2 separate regions of the Mus musculus genome follow, and region 1 is linked to region 2. The links are chromatin contacts, found by POLR2A ChIA-PET in ENCODE. All regions are on one chromosome and are shown on one strand. The core of a region is the stretch at or near the end of the contact, and the rest is flanking DNA. Distances in the headings are between cores, read along the strand shown.

The links. ChIA-PET counts read pairs that join two places held with the same protein, here RNA polymerase II (POLR2A).
Region 1: POLR2A ChIA-PET joins it to region 2 with 10 read pairs in embryonic stem cell. The contact joins the promoter of Slc25a5 here to the promoter of Pgrmc1 in region 2. POLR2A ChIA-PET finds 5 or more read pairs at or near these places in 3 of 5 experiments (Patski and embryonic stem cell).

Annotation. Positions count from the first base shown.
Region 1 is chrX:36,793,076-36,798,530 of GRCm38, reverse strand. It overlaps Slc25a5 (solute carrier family 25 (mitochondrial carrier, adenine nucleotide translocator), member 5), which reads right to left and starts at 2,934. Exons shown (of 4, transcript NM_007451.4): 1 at 2,690-2,934; 2 at 1,202-1,688; 3 at 655-795; 4 at 1-144. The coding sequence starts at 2,800.
Region 2 is chrX:36,593,570-36,599,479 of GRCm38, reverse strand. Pgrmc1 (progesterone receptor membrane component 1) reads right to left here and starts at 1,287. Exons shown (of 3, transcript NM_016783.4): 1 at 866-1,287. The coding sequence starts at 1,193.

The DNA of each region.
Region 1 (5,455 bases), core at 1,685-4,184, 200 kb before region 2:
TGATCTCATCATACAAGACAAGCACAAAGGCGCCACCCATGCCTCTGAGAACGTTGGACCATGCGCCCTTGAAAAAAGCCTTGCTCCCTTCATCGCGCGCGATCTTCCGCCAGCAGTCAAGCGTGCCTGTGTACATGATATCAGCTGCAAAGAATAAAGACATGTAGTTGATGACTAAAAGCCAGTGAACACCTCCAAAATCCTAATACAGAACCGAGCCCCACCTTTAAAAAGTATTTTCCCCCCTTTTCCCCCCATGCTAAGGATGGAACCTTAGGCCTTGTGTATGCTAAGCTCTCTACTACTGAGCTATTCTAAGCACTTAATGGCAGTTTTAAACCCAAGCATTTACACATTAGCACAGGCATTGACTGGAGAACAGGGACAGCCATGTCATAGGCATCTAAAGGGCTGTTTGCTCACAGGCACTTGTGCAGACAACATGGATGCTGTCCATCACCCCTTCAGAGCCTACAGCATTTCAATGACACTGGAGATTGAATATAGGGCCTTGAGTACGGTGGGCTAATGCTCTACCACCGAGCTGTATCTCTAGCCCTAGACTGTAGTTATTAAAGGCAGCCACCCACTCATTTTTGGCCATAACTTGCCTCACTCCCATGACTTTTTATCTTACGATCAAGCCGAACTTACTTCCTTTGCGTCCAGACTGCATCATCATACGACGGCGAACCGTGTCAAAAGGATAGGAAGTCAGGCCAGCGACAGCAGTGACAGACTGTGCAATCATCCAGCTGATGAAGATGTGAGTATTCTTGGGATCTGGGAGCATTCCTGAAAAATAAGAGATTAAAAAAAATCAAAATGTAGTTTTGCTGACCTATTTACTATAACCAACTAACATTTTATCTACCACAAGCTTCACACTTGAAGAATCTGGCTTCCTTCAGCAATTAAAAACAAAATGAGTGGTGGGCTTCTGTTATATTGGTGCAAGACCTTGCTACCCTGTCTTAAGGTGGATGGCTATGAATGGGTAGCCTGGTCTACATACTGGGTTCTAGGCTAGCCAGGGATACACAGTGAGACCCTGTCCCAAAGAGGAGGAAAAAATAGGAACCTGGGGTTTGGGGATACAGCTCAGCACTAGATTAGCATGCACAAGGCCCTAGGTTGAGTTCCTATAACTGCAAATAAGTACCCACATCTCCCACAGCCTCTAAGCAAATAGCAAACTTACCCTTTGCAGTGTCATAGATACCAAAGTAGGCAGCTCGGTAGATGATAATGCCCTGTACTGACACATTAAAGCCTTGGTACAGGCCCTTAATCCCATCAGATTTGTAGATCTTAACCAGGCAGTCACCAAGGCCTTTGAATTCCCTTTCAGCTCCAGCTTTGCCCACATCAGCTGCTAGACGGGTACGGGCAAAATCAAGAGGGTACACAAAGCACAAGGATGTAGCCCCAGCGGCACCACCTGATGCCAGGTTCCCTGCAAAGTAGCGCCAGAACTGGGTCCTCTTGTCCACACCACCCAGAAAGATCTGCTTGTATTTATCTTTGAAGGCAAAGTTGAGAGCCTGGGTGGGGAAGTATCTGATGACATTGGCCAGGTTCCCACGCCAGAAGGACAGGACTCCCTGTTCCTTGGGGATACGAACCACGCAGTCTATGATGCCCTTGTATTGCTTATCTGCCGTGATTTGCTTGCTGGCATGCTGCACCTGATGGATAGGAAGAAGGCAATAGGGACAGTTATAATCACAGAGAAGGGGAAAGGGAAGAACACACACATAAAATCGTTAAGGTTCGTTCCCCTTTCTCCAAATCTAGCTTTCAGAATCACATGAGCTGGACAATTCTAACTGCTGACACTACTGGGGGGCGTAGGGGAAGTGTTTAAGAATTGAGCAGCACCATCAGAAGTAGTAAGTCTCGACTTCTGTGAGTGAGGCACCCTCAAGCGTACCTATGACCTTTAGACCAGGAAGAAAGGTCATTCCTTCCAGATCAGGTTCAGAAGCATTAGGGTGGGACCTGCATAGGACACGGTCACCTTGGTGACCAGTCAACTTCTCTAGTCTCCGGAGCTGCTCCCTTTCCGCCCCACCCCCACTCCTGTCGGGAGGGGTGGCGGTGACGACGACTAAACGCTCGCCCGCGAGCGCCCCCTAGAGGCAGTGCGCGGCGAGCGCGCGGCAGGAAGGCTGGCGAGGGGCTGCGCGGGGGCGGACGTAGCCGGCACATGCTCTTCCCGGCGTCCACTTCCGGCCTGCCGGCCGGCGAGCCCACACCGCGTTGTTCGCCGGCTGCGTGGCCGCAGAACCGGTCCGCGTGGCCTGCCCAAAGCTGTAATCTCCTTGCCGTGACCTTGAGGTTTTCGGTCAGGCCAGGTACTCTGTTTTCCAGCGCCTGCTTTCAGGCCTATTGCCCTTGCCTCTAAATCCGGGCTAGACAGAGCCTCTCGGGCAACCCCATCCTAGTTCTCTGTGCCGGGGATGGCCCTGAGCGCCTCTGGTCCCTCTGGTCCCGACCACTTGCGACACTCAAACTCCAGGTCCTTAAAGGCGCCTTCCTCCCGGTTGCCTTTCGATCTGACACTGGCTAGGCCCGGCCTTCACCTTGCCCCCAAATCTAAAGACTGAGCCCCACTTTTCCGCTAGGGTACCCCCTTTCTGTGCAGATCCTTTACTTCCTGCCTGGGCCCCTCGATCTCAGAACGTACCTGCAGCAGCAGCTTGACCCTCTCGATGGGTGCTACCGCTGTCTTGGAGATGGCTGCGGCCACTCCACCGGCCAAGAAGTCCTTGGCGAAGGACACAGCGGCATCTGTCATGTTGAAAGCAAAAAAAGAAGAGGCAGGCGAGTGCGGGACAGGGCTGGGTTGACAACCGGCTTTGACTCCCGGGCTCTGGGGCGGAGCAAAGCAAATGGCCGACTTATATAGCGGCAGCCAGGCGGTGAGCTGCCGGCGTAAGGGGCGGGCCAAGGCGGGCGCCCAGTACTGGCGCGCGGAATGGCAGAGCTGCTGAGTGGCTCGGGACACGCGGGAGGAGCCTGGGAGGTCGCCCTGTCAGCCTCGCTTGCCCTTGGCACCTGATCAGGCCAGAGTAAGAAAAGGCTGCAAGGAGTACCTACAACTGGGGGACCTGGACCCTAAGAAGTGTCAGGGAATAGCGAGGAAGGGTGAAGATAAGTGCCCAAACGACAAGACAAGCAAAACAAACAAACAAACAAACAAACAAACAAACAAAAAACAAGAAAAACCAACCCAGGCCTAGGGTGAAGACGATTCAGACAGACAAAACCTCCCCAAACTTAAGGAATCGAGATAAATATCTAATGGTATGTTAATCGATTTCATTCAAACACACTTAAGGTCTGCAGTTCACTCACCCATTTTTGTAACGAAAATTAATTGTAGAACCAGGACTGGAATTACAGTGAGGTACATGAACCAAGGTCATACTAGTACAGGATGGGATCCCTGTCTGTCAAGTTCTTAACATTAACAATCCAAGGATTTTTGCATTGGTTTTGAGTTTTTAAAACATCACATTATACATGAAATTCATTTATCTTGGTGGCTGAGGGGTTCTGTGTCAAGTTCTGTGAACTTCACTACCTAGACCTGACACTGCTTTGAACAATGTCTTCAGAGCCAGAGAAAACTGAGGTACCTACCAGCAGGATGCGATCCCGGCAGCATACCCCAGACTGAGGTACCTACCAGCAGGGTGCGATCCTGGCAGCATACCCCAGACTGGTTTGCAAATAGCTTAACAAAGATCTTTCAGGGAATTGGCCTTGGAAAGTCCAAAGGACAGACTCAAGGTGAGGAAATCATTTTAATTGGAAGCCAAATACAGAGCACACCCAGAAGGATAAGAGGCTGAAAAGGTTAACATTGCAGTTGGCAGTTGACTCCAGACACCAAGTAAAGTGCTCTTCGATTGTTAGATTGCTGAACTCCCACGGTAGTGGCAATGGACCTGTGTTCCCTGAGCCCCTTAATGCTGAGCCGAGTAAATATTTGCTACAAACGACCTGAAGATCAGGAATCCTCCCTCATGTTCAGGACAGAAGCAGATAATGTGATCACCAAACTGCTTTCTAAACAACCAGTGTTTATTTTATAGAAATAAAGGCGTCAGTTGAAAACTTAGCTGCATCTGACCCATAGGTGTCCAACCTTCAAAATTCCCAAAGGTGAAATGCCAGTGTACCTGTCCATGCTTAAGACATAGTAGATGTTTTAGTTAGGGCTTCTTTGATTTCTGTGATAAAACACCGTGACCCAAAACAACTTCAGGAGAGAGGGCTTATTTCATCTCTTTTTTTAAGGTTTACTTGTGATATGTAAATATACTGTAGCTGTCTTCAACACACCAGAAGAGGGCATCAGATCTCATTACAGATGGTTGTGAGCCACCATGTGGTTGCTGGGATTTGAACTCAGGACCTCTGGAAGAGCAGTCAGTGCTCTTAACCGCTGAGCCATCTCCGCAGCCCAGGCTTATTTCATCTTACAGCATGTAGTCCAAGCTGTAAGCAAGAACTCAGATAGGAAACCTAGAGGCAGGTGTTGCAGAGGCTTTGGAGGAGAACTGCTTACTGGCTTGCTCCCAATGGCTTGCTCAGCATGTTTTCTTGTAGCATGCCCACCAGCCCAGTGGTGGCCCCACCCACAATGAGCCGGGCCTACTCATATCAATCATCAAACAAGAAAGTGCACCACAGGGTTACCCAAGGGTCAGCCTGGTGAAGGCATTTTCTCAACTGAGCTTTCCTTCTCAGATGACGCCAGCTTGTGTCAAGTTGACATAAGACTAGCCAGCACAGTCACTTGCCCTCTCCTACCTCTATATCTGTCCACTTACAGCTTCCTCGAGGGTTTCAGGCCCTTCTAAGGGTAGAGTTTGTTACTTGTTAGCTCCAAGCTACTTAACAATACAAAATCATGGACACATTCCATATAGGGGTTCCAAGGCACATTCTCCTTTTCCTTAGAAGTTTCTGTGAACTACCTTATTTGAGCCAGTATGTCTACTACTTGCATGTGAGACCTGTGCTCTAGTGCGGAGCTACAATCCCAGCCCCTAGGTTTTTATTTGATACTAATAGCATAGTAATAATGAGTTCCATCATCACCTCTTTACACATGTCTGTCATATAGGTTGCTCATATCTACCCCTCATTACTCCCTTTCACTGGTTCCTACCATCTTCCTTTACCATCTTCCTTTATACATTTGTGCCATTTATGTACACACACACAGACACATTTAAACCCAGATTCTACATATGAGAAAAAGCTGCAACATTCATCTTTCTGAGTCTGCCTTATTCCACTTAACAAGATGGCCTCAGAGTACATTTGTTTTCCTGCAAATAACATAGTCTTCTTCTTCTTCTTCTTCTTCTTCTTCTTCTTCTTCTTCTTCTTCTTCTTCTTCTTCTTCTTCTTCTTCTTCTTCCTCCTCCTCTTCCTC
Region 2 (5,910 bases), core at 38-2,537:
GGCTTCACAGCCTTACCCTATTGTTTCTCAGGACCCTTCCACTCCTCCCTCCCACCCCCGTTTCATTTCATTTTATTTTTTCCACCTCCCAGTCTCCCCACTCTATCATACACTAAATATGGTGTTTCTGACCATCTCACCATGTTACCATAGTCCACCACACACTGCTCTTAATGCATCCAACCAAGCTTGGTCGCTTATTCATCATCCAGCCTGAGTCCACCCCACTCTGCACGCACATACACATACCAAAGACATACCTAACACATGTCACATTCCAAGCGCCACCCCCCAGACAAACGGTGTACACCAAACACACATTCACTGCGCATGCACACAGTGTACACACACACACACACACACACACACACACACACACATTCTCCGCCAGGAACAATGCTGCTTTACCTGACACTAATCCCCTTCTCCACTTTCTCTCTTTACACACCCTTACATTCCACCATGGCTCCTCCGGCGTCATCGGCCTCCACGTCTTCTCAAGTGTCTGGGCCTCTCTGGAGACACCTTCATTTTTTCCCCTCAAATCCGAAGTCTCCCCCTCTTTTCAGGACCCCCGCCCCAAAGCCCACTACCTTCGAAAAGTTCCCTAATATCCCGGGGCTTCGGACCTCGCTGTCCCTCCCACCCGCGGTTTCCAAGGCTCAGCCTCATTCGGGCATCCCATCCCCCCGTACGCACCCCCACCCACCCAGAGCCTCGTGCCCCCGGCCCGCTCCCATTGCTGCCCGCCTTCCCTCCGACCCTCCCACGGGGGCGCCCCACCTCCCCCGGCCTCTCTCCCGCCCCGCTTCCACGCCAGGGTCCCCTCTTTTGTCTCCACGACCCCCTGGCCCTGCCTCCGTACCAGGCCCGTAGAACTTGCGGCCTTTGGTCACGTCGAACACCTTGCCGTTGATGGCCATGAGAATGCGCGGGTCCTGGACGCCATCGAAACGCCTCAGCTCGGCAGGGGTGAAGTCGCGCCGCTTGAGGCGGGGCAGCGGGGGTGGTTCGTCGTCGTCGTTGTCGCCACTGGCACCGGGCTGGTCCCCGCGAACGATCTTGTAGAGCAGGAAGATGCAGAGGCCCAGGAGGAGCAGGTTGAGAGGAGACGTGAAAATCTCGTGCAGCAGCCCGCCGCCCTCTAGCTCGCTCGGGTCGGCGCCAGTCGCCACCACATCCTCGGCAGCCATGATCTCTGGAGCAAAGGTTGGGCCCGGCTAGGCAGAGCTCCGGAACAGTCCGCTTCCTCCGCCCTCCCAGCGAACAGTGGCGCGCAGCGTTCTTTGACAGAGGAAGAAAAGCTCGGGAGGGGCGGGGCTCCGGGGGCGGAGCCTATAAGCCCCCGCCCTTCGCGGCCACCTAAGCGCCCCGCCCTGCTCGGGCTGGCTCGGGCAAGCTGGGCCTGGTTCGGCCTCTGCTTCGGGCCCCCTATGTAGCCTCGGGGGTCTTGGTCTTTCTCCCTCAACCGCTCCGTCAACCAGGGCCACCGAGCCCAGCCCACCTCTCTGTTCTACCTGCTGGGCCTCTGCCCCGGTTTCCGGGCACCCTCAGATCATAGTGCAGCTCGCAGACACACAGCTCAGTCTCTTGGGTACAGTGGGTAGCTTCCCGCTGACCCTGTGGGGAAGCCTTGACTTTAGGGCCCGCTCCTCGCGGCAAATGACGTCAGTTAAAATGAGGTCGCATTTCTCTTGCTTCGCTTCTATTTTAAAGCCCCTTATACTCTCTCCCCTGGGCCATACCCTTAGAGCCAGGTAGCTGTTTTGGGATACTCTAATATCATGCCTTCAACTCCTTTTCACCTTACAGTCCTAGACTATTCGAACATCCATTTTGGGATGGTTCGCCTCCAATTCTTGCCCAAAAGCTGTGGGACTAACACCCAAAGGACAGCCAGTCAGGTAACAGGCCTGTCAATTCTATAAAATCTGGAGCTCAGATCGCCAGATTTTGCGTTTGTTCTTAAAGTTTTTTTTTTTCTTTTTGAAATCATCAATTATGCTTAGTCACAAGGCACCAGTAATCAACAACTGACATTCTGTTGTTGAGCCTTTTTTTTCTATAGAAATACCAGAATAATGTTCAAAGTTCCGTTGCTTGACAGCATTCTTCTATTTGAAGTCTGTGGAAACTACCCTTGGCAGTCACTGTAACCCTGAGCACAGCCCCTGATAAACGCTGGAGTTTGGAAGGATCCTAGATTTTATCTTTTTAGATTCCCAGGCTTCTGGTGTGCAAACAGGCTGCACGGGAGCAGGCCTCTATGGAACAAGGATTGTGCCTATTTTTCAGAGACCTAATCTGGCTGCCCCCCCCCTTAAATTGTAATTGGGAAACGGTAACATAAGAAAAAGGAGAATAATTAAAACCAAGCCATGCACACATCTGCAGAGCAGGGCACGACTTTTCCATACAATCCTGTTTGTACACCACTTACATGCAAGAGATTTGTGCAGAGAATTGGCTAAATTCTGAAAACTTTTGGCAAACACTGCTGTAATCCCTGCCCCCCCCCATCTTCTTAAAGTGTAATGAGTCAAACACTCTTTATATCCAGCCCACACATTTTTTCCCCCAGAGCTAAATTTAGGATTAGCTAAACCGGCCCCTCCAGATCTTTTGTCAAAACTCTTCAACTTAATCATCATGAAACAAGCTCAAACTGAGAGCACTCAGCTCCGGTTAGAATCCAGTTATCCCTTTCACAGAGTACTGTGAGCAGCAAAGATATTTCTTAAAAAATAACAAACTTGTGAAAAATGTTTTCATTTGAAACTAATATGGCCAAAAAAAAAAAAAAAAAAAGGGGGCTGGTGAGATGGCTCAGCGGTTAAGAGTGCCGACTGCTCTTCCAAAGGTCATGAGTTCAAATCCCAGCAACCACATGGTGGCTCATAACCATCTGTAATGAAATCTGATGCCCTCTTCTGGTGTGTCTGAAGACAGCTACAGTGTACTTACATATAATAAATAAATAAATATTTAAAAAAAAAAAAAAAAAAAAAGAATCTATCTTTCAGTGTTCATGTTAACTGATAGGAAGATCGTTAAGAGGCTGAGGAAATGGCCTAGTGGGCAAAACACACTGGCATGCAAGTGGAAGACCAGCTTCACCATCCCCAGCACTCATATAAAAGCTATGAGGGTTTGGCAGCTAGCCTTTAATGCAGAGCTGGGGAGTGGGCAACAGGTTAACAGACTATCTTTTGCCCTGCTATCTAAGGGGGGGTGATTAAGGGATACACTATACTTCAACCTCTGCCATCCACACAAGCACACCCCCCCATACACACACATGCATACTCAAATACATACCACACTCACAGACCATGTGGCAAAGAAGAAAGAAACAAAAAAAGAAAGAAAAGAAAATCACAAGTGAAATCCTCTAGTCATAATGGAGAAAAATGAGGAAATATCAGTGGTGAATAAAAGCATATAAAATGTTCAGTTTTGTTAGTAATTAAGAAATACATGGAAATACCATTGTCATCTGCCACCTTTGTATAGGATGGGTATAAAGAGCAGAAACGAATAACATGCTGGTAGAAAAGTGAGGAGGATGTTCCCATACATCAACATCAGCATAAGTTTTTGTTAGCCATAAGTGTTTTCATGAAACCCGCTTCTAGAAATAGAATTTTTGTCCCAGTAATCCACTTCTAGGAATCCATCTTGCTTAGAATGAAGACCAAGATTCCATTAGGAATATGTTCATCAAACATTCATTTTTGATATGGAAACTCTGGACACAACCCAAATGTTCAAGTTCAAATAAAGTGGCTAATTAATTCACTGTATATTGTGATAAATCATAGTTGGATTATTCAAATATCATCACATCATGGGAAAATATTTATGTTTCCGTATACAGGGAGAAAATAGCATGAAAAACTATATACAGTGTGAATTCGATGGTATACTGGCAGGTTTTGTATGTCAACTTGACACAGGCTGGAGTTATCATAGAGAAAGGATCTTCATTTGGGGAAGTGCCTCCATGAGATCTAACTGTGGGACATTTAATCAGTTGGTGGTCAAGCGGGGAAGGCCCCTTGTGGGTGATAGATACCATTTCTGGGCTGGTAGTCTTGGGTTCTATGAGAGAGCAAGTTGAGCAAGCCAGGGGAAGCAAGCCAGTAAAGAACATCCCTCCTTGACCTCTGCATCAGCTCCTGCTTCCTGACCTGCCTGAGTTCCAGTCCTGACTTCCTTTGGTGATGAACAGCAATGTGGAAGTGTAAGCTGAATAAACCCTTTCCTCTCCAACTTGCTTCTTGGTCATGACGTTTATGCAGGAATAGAAACCCTGACTAAGACAGATGATATCCCTAAAAATACATAAAGGGAAGCCCGAAAGGAGACACGATAATGTTATTCTTAATTTTTCACAAGGTGCATGTGGCATTTCTCCTTCCTTCCTTCCTTCCTTCCTTCCTTCCTTCCCTCCTCCCTCTCCCTCTCCCTCTCCCTCTCCCTCTCCCTCTCCCTCTCCCTCTCCCTCTCCCTCTCCCTCTCCCTCTCCCTCTCCCTCTCCCTCTCTCTCTTCCTCTCCTCCTTCCCTCTCCCTCTCCCTCTCCCTCTCCCTCTCCCTCTCCCTCTCCCTCTCCCTCTCCCTCTCCCTCTCCCTCTTCCTCTCCTCCTCCTTTGTTTTTAGAGACAGGGTCTTTCTGTGTATCCATGGCTGTCCTGGAATTCACTCTGTAGACCAGACTGGCCTCAAACTCAGAAATCCACCTGCCTCTGTCTCCAGAGTGCTGGGATTAAAGGTATGCACCACTACTGCCCAGATGCACAAGTCACTTTAAGTATTGGGGAAAATGGTTTACTTTTATACATAAATAAATAAATAAAGCTTATACATGTTCATTATTACAAACTTAAGAAGTACTTAAATGTATACAATAAAAACAATAACAAAAATGAAACTTGGGCACATACAAATTTTATTTTATCATACTAGAAGTACTTTCAAATGACAACATATTGACCTACTCTTTTCTAATACAAGCACTATGTTTAAAAAGAAAAGAAAAGAAAAGAAAGAAAGAAAGAAAGAGAGAGAGAAAGAAAGAAAGAAAGAAAGAAAGAGTCATTAGGTTCTCTAGGCATCTCCTGTTGAAACTTTTTGAAGTTATATTTATTCAAAGGTAAAAATTATGGACTAGTCTTGGCAGCACATACCTTTAATCCCAGCAGATTCTGGGTAGAAATAGAAGGATATGAGTTTAAGATAAGCCTGGGCTGTATAGCAAGACTGTTAGACTTCAAACTATGGAAAAACAGAGCAGAAAAGTAAATCCCCTCTCCTCACACTCTTCATTCCTCTTCCTCCAAGGTAAGTACTATTAAAAAAAATATGTAGGAATCGTTTGTATGGTGGGCCAGAGATTTTCTATTCAGATCAATGTCTTTCTGGAAGGTGAATGGCATAAAGTAAGTTCTTAAAATTAAAAAAAAATATTTCTTTGTTTTAGTTTATGTTTATGAGTATTGTGTCCACATTTATGTGTGTGCACGATGTGCATGCCAGGTCCCTACAGAGACCAGTATATGATGTTGAATCACCTGGAACTGGAATTCCAGACTGATGTGAGCGATCATGTGGGTGTTGAGAGCTGAACTAGGGTCCTCAGCAAGAACAAGTGCTCTCAACCTCAGAGCCATCTTTCCAGACCCAGGAAAGAAGTTTTGCTTTATGTGGAGAATAGAAAATCTGCACTGTAAAACCTTGGGGGATACAGTTCAAAATATACATGTTTTGATTTAATGTTAAATAAAATGGACTGCTGGTAACTCTGGGACATTGAAATTGTTCAAAAGCATTCCACCTGTCCGGCTTTTGTTAGAATCCATACCAGATGGATAGGTGTCATCCAGGGTGGAGGTTCTCAAGTTGCCAAGAAA